Regions from separate parts of the Homo sapiens genome. Here region 2 is linked to region 1. A link is an interaction called in ENCODE POLR2A ChIA-PET data of the cell type or tissue named here. Cell type or tissue: OCI-LY7. All regions are shown on one strand.

The links. Peaks named below come from ENCODE experiments on the same cell type or tissue, not always from the same donor. Only the 100,000 strongest peaks of a DNase experiment are listed, where the experiment ranks them.
Region 2: POLR2A ChIA-PET joins it to region 1 with 24 read pairs; 5 of 35 experiments call an interaction of 5 or more read pairs at or near these places.

What each region holds. Positions count from the first base shown.
Region 1 is chr2:8,521,898-8,524,397 of GRCh38, reverse strand. No RefSeq gene overlaps it. Among named protein-coding and RNA genes, the nearest start is that of LINC01814, 61 kb to the left of the region's middle. In OCI-LY7, no CTCF peak of the experiment used is centred here; DNase peaks (open chromatin) are centred at 1,237 and 1,547; H3K4me3 peaks cover 2,338 bases; H3K27ac peaks cover 2,500 bases.
Region 2 is chr2:8,581,789-8,584,288 of GRCh38, reverse strand. LINC01814 (long intergenic non-protein coding RNA 1814) reads left to right here and starts at 497. Exons shown (of 6, transcript NR_110257.1): 1 at 497-572. RefSeq lists an enhancer at 1-559 and a silencer at 237-606. In OCI-LY7, no CTCF peak of the experiment used is centred here; DNase peaks (open chromatin) are centred at 478, 948, 1,208 and 1,458; H3K4me3 peaks cover 2,336 bases; H3K27ac peaks cover 2,500 bases.

The sequences.
Region 1 (2,500 bases):
CCTGTTATTTGTTCAATCATTTATTTATATCGATGTTGGCTCATAGGTACTTATTGTATTCTCTGGGTTATAATCCAATAGTAGTTTGTTGCTCATACTCTTCCAACTTTGGCCATTGGGAGCTTTTTCGGGATCTGGGTGCCCCCCCTCCTTTTTTTTTTTTTTTTTGAGACAGAGTCTTACTCTTGTGGCCCAGGTTGGAGTATAATGGTGAGATCATAGCTCACTGCAGCCTCCTCGAATTCCCAGGCTCAAGTGGTCCTCCCACCTCAGCATCCCTAGTAGGTGGGACTATAGGCATGTGCTACCATGCTTGCCTGATTTTTTTGATTTTATGTAGAGGAGAAGTCTCACTATGTTGCCCAGGCTGGTCTTGAACTCCTGAGCTCAAGTGATTTTCCTGCCTCAGCCTCCCAAAGTGCTGGGATTCCACGGGGCGTGAGCCTCATGCTTGGCCCCATTGTCCCTTTGATGTGCTCCCATCCATTGTTTTGTGAGCACTTCCTTGCTTAAGGAGATGGCTGAACACCTGCAAGATTCTGTTTTAGACACTATTTTCGCATTTTCATTGCTTAATAATAACCCTCCCTTTGGTGAATGCATACACTCTCTTCCTCTCTTACCCACAGTTTTCATTCTTGTCCTAGGAGTGGTGTCATGGGGATGTAAGCCTCCTTAGTAAAGCTGGGGCAGATGGAGTCCTGGATGGAGGGTTGTCTGGCTGGTTTGTACCCAAGCTCTGCTCCTCACCAGCTGTGTGATCTGGAGCTAGTTCCTTGACCTCTATCAACCTCCAATTTCTGATCAATGAAAAGGGAGCGATGCTACATATCTCAAAGGAGAGTTGGGAGCATAGGAGGAGGTGCTCAATGAAGGTGGCTTTAGTGTTTGTGTCCCTGGCCCTGTCACAAAGCAACTGGGTGACTTTTTTGACCTCTTTGGACCTCAGTTTTCTTATCTGTAAAATCAGAGGACTGGACCAGGTGGTCTCAGAGGACGCTGCCTTCTGGATGTTCCCTAAGACCTGGGTGTAGCTGGCTGGTGGGGATGAGTGAAGAGGAGTGAGCTGGAGGGGGAACTGCAGGCTGTGGCCTGGATGCAAGCAGCCTTGCGAATCTGCCAGCCAGAGAAGATGGCTTTTTGCCCTAGAAGACAGGATTTTACCCTGAAAATGTCACCTGCACATCTGTGCTGACAGCATTCCCCTGCGTGTTTCAGCTCTTAGCATGCCCTGGCTGGCTGGGCACAGGCTGGTGAGCATAAACCAGTCAGATCTGATGGAATGTTCCATGCATCTGCTTTCGCTGGTACATAAATCTGCATGCCTGTTTTGCGTGTTCTTAGATATCTGACCTCCATCTTGGTGTGTCCCTCTACCCAGCAATGGCATTTGTCAGCTTCTGGTGGCAAATGGGATTTTGGTTGGGCTGTGAGGTTGGGTTTCTGGTGTGAATTTCTGGGGTGGGTTGCAGGTGCTGAAACCAGGGCCAGAGCCTGGTTATAGGTGGGGTGTGGCTGCTTGTTCTGTTTCCTGTGGGAGCTTGCCTGGCAGTCGGCCTGATGTGGGCCTGTTCATCTGAACAGGAAGGGGCAGGTTCTGGAAAGGGGTGGATGGTGCAGGGCTGGGGAGCAGACCCAGGTGCTGGGGTGAGGTTGGGTGACAGCAGTGGGCTGCAGGGAGAGCCAGATGAGAGCAAGCCTTAGTTTCAGTCCCCGAGGAAGAAGCTCAAGGCCACTTACCCAAACTGAGATGTAGGTTAGGGGAACCCAAGGCTCTGGCCAAGGTAGTAGATGTCCTAGTGTTCAGGATGGGCAGCAGAGTGAGTAGAGAAAAAGGGGAATCAAGATGTGAGCCCTTGGCAATGGTGGGCCCAGGAGACCCAAGGAGGGTTCAGTGTGCCCAGTCCGTGGAGTGAGCAGGGGACAAAGACAGGGGCCAGGGGCGAGGTCTCTGGCCTGCCTCTTCCACAAATTACTGTACAGAGAGAAACAAGTGCACTAAGTTGTAGATACAGAGATGCTTCTTGTGGCCTTCGTTTTAGTAGGATAAAATTGGAAGCAACCAATAAAAATGTGCATTGGTAGGATGTCAGCTTTATTTATAATGTGTTCTGTGCAGCAGAAAACTGAAGCAGCTGAGAATGAGCTAGGCCTACGTGAATGGGTATGGGAAACATTGCAAAGGTGCATGCTGAGTGAAGAAAGCAAAGTGCAGGGCACTGTCCAGTCTGCACCCATTTGAAGAAAATTAAATTCACTAATGATGCTTCTATATTGTATCAATTAGGATGGGTTCTTCTATAAGTAACTGAAAACCTGACCAGCACTGGTTAAAACATTGAGCTTTATTTTTCTCATGGAACACCATGTATGGAGGTTAGCAGCCGGGGGTATGTGTTCATCCACTGAACAATGTCTTTAGAGATCTGGGTTCTTTCTCTTCTGCTGTGCCTTCATAAAATGTGTTGGCTTTTTATCCCGACACTCTTTACCCCATGGT
Region 2 (2,500 bases), 60 kb before region 1:
CGCCGGGAGGAAACCATGGGGGTCTGCCTGAAGCTGTTAAAGTAGCCGGCAGGATTCGATGTGTGCCCTGATTGCCAGGGTAGGGGCGGGGGGTGTAAAAGAGAGAAAGATTATACACAGGCCTAGGAATGATGAAAGGTCTTAAGCAATGAGGGGGACTTGAAAAGAGGCGACCAACAGGTCGGCTGGTATGCCTGGAGACGGGAGGCGGTGCGTGTGGAGAGTAGCAAGCTGTGCGGAATGAGGCTGGGAAGGTGAGCCTGGAGGCCCTCCCTGAGGCTGGATTGTGGGAGGAGCGGTGGGCAGGACCTTGAACATGACCCTGCGAGGCGGGCCGGGAGGGGGCGTGGCATGCTGCGGCAGTGGGCGGGCTTTGGCTGGGGCTGGGCATAGTCACGGCAGTGGGCGAGGTGTCGCCTGGCCCCGCCCCGTGGGTCCCACCCCCGGGGTGCACCCCCCTCCCTGGAGCTCTGGCTGCGTGCTGGCTCCCAGAAGAGGAACCTGCTGCAGGCGCCGGCGCGGGCGGCGAGGACGACCTGTTTTTCTGACCCAGCCCGGAAGCGCTGGTGCAGGTGGTCTCTGAATGAGGGTTCCTCTTTGCCTCTGATGTCTGGAAGGGGAATTCAGCAAGAGGGACTCCAGTCTGGAGCTCTGACCCCAACTTCCTCAATCCAGGCCCTCAAAGAGGGCGGCCTGTGTCACCGGGCGCCGGATTCCCCGGGGGGTGCCCGGGGTTGGGGCGGCACATTCCCACCTGGAGTGCCCTCATGCCTGGCTATGCCGGACCTGCAGGGTCACACCCTCTCTCTGGACCTTTCCCTCCCCTGCACCCCCGCCCACGCCCCAGGCCCTCTGCTGCTTAAGCCATGGCCCTGGGTCTGTATCCTGACCTGGGCTGGTCATTGTTCTGCATTGGGTAGTTTAATTACAACTTTCTCTGCGCTTATCTGGTCTATGAGCTCGTGATCGCAGGGACCCTAGCACAGGGTCTGGGACTTACTGAGAGATCAGTAAATGTTCATGGATGGTGGACATGGGTGTGTAGGATGCCGGTCTCCTCCCCTGAGAAGGGGCTTGGGCAGAGGAGTCCCTAGTTCGCCAGGAGCAGCCTCGCCCCACCTGACCAGGCCTGGGACAAACCAACAGGTTGCTGTCCTGGAAGGAAAGGGGTGCCTCCTTCCACCTGGGGAGGCTGAGCTGCTTCTCTCCTCTTAGGCCCTGTGCTGCAAGGCGCCCATACCTCCAGTCCGCACCTCAGGAGTCCTTCCCGTGTCCTCTGGGAGTTCCTGCCCATGCTGGCTGAGGCCCCAGGTCTGCCTGGGAGCAGTCCCACAGAGGGAAGGTGGTGGAGGAAGGGGCAGGGATGCTGGCTGAGGAAAGGCCCTCTTTCCTACGATGGCTGTACCCAGGAAGCCGGCCGCAGGTTCCCTAAGCCGAGGCAGCGCTGGCTGTAGTTTCTCTGGGCTCCTGGGCTGGTGCACCTGCCCCTGCCTTCAGAACGGGCCCCTGTGCATGGCTGGCATCTGTGATTGGGGGTAGTGCGTGTTTCTGAGTAATGTGAAAAGAGCAGCTTCTTTGACTTCACCATTCCTAGAAAATGGCCTCAACTTGCTGGAAGAGTGGGGACAGAGGGTCTCAGTTTCTCATGTGAAGCTTGCAGGCCATTGTCTTCAGCACCCAGCATGTTTTGGGGCCTTTGAGGGACTTGAGGGGCTTTTTGAGGAACTCTGGGCATGGGGTTTTAGCCGAGGCTGAAAGTGGAGTTCCCAGGCTGCTGTGCTGAGTCCCAGCTCCCTGCAGCCTCCTGGGTCTGGCCACGTCCACCCGCCCTCCTCCTTTCTCCTGCAGTTGTGCCTCTTTTCCCTGCTGCCTCCTCAGCCAAGCCCAGGGAAGGACTTAAAGGGCAGTGGAGGGGGAAAGAGGCTGGTGGCCTTGATGCCTCTAGGCAGCCGCCTGTTCTCTGGGCTCTGGGCCTGGGTGCCCAGGGAGGATGAGTGTCAGTGGATTTATTTTGCATCAGAAGGAACAGACTGCTCCAGATGCCTTTTCTGGAGTGTTAGGACTTGGGGCAAAAGAGATGGGCCCATCTCCTGAGTTTAGTGCCTGGAGTTTGCTTTAGTGCTAAAGCAAGAAGTAAAAATGGGATTTAAAGAAACCAAATGGAATCACAGTCATGGAGTGTCAGACCTGGACGATGCCTTGGTGACGAGGTGACTCCCTTCCCTTGGCAGAGCAGTGGAAGAAACTGAAGCTCTGAGAAATTCAGGGATGTGCTAGAGGTTCCAGAACTAGGCCTGGAACTTTCTTCGGGGTTCAGTGCTATGCCCGAAACAGTGGAAGGAGCCCGCAGTGTGGCACAGAGCCCCTTCAGAGCTCCAGCAATCTTGAGCTTAGCGTATGAGTAGACCCTGGAAGCCAGAGGACTGCCTGCCATCTCCCCAGAGTTCTCAGGACCAGTGCTGCTGAGGTGATGCACTTGAAGTGTGTGTCCACAGTGGTC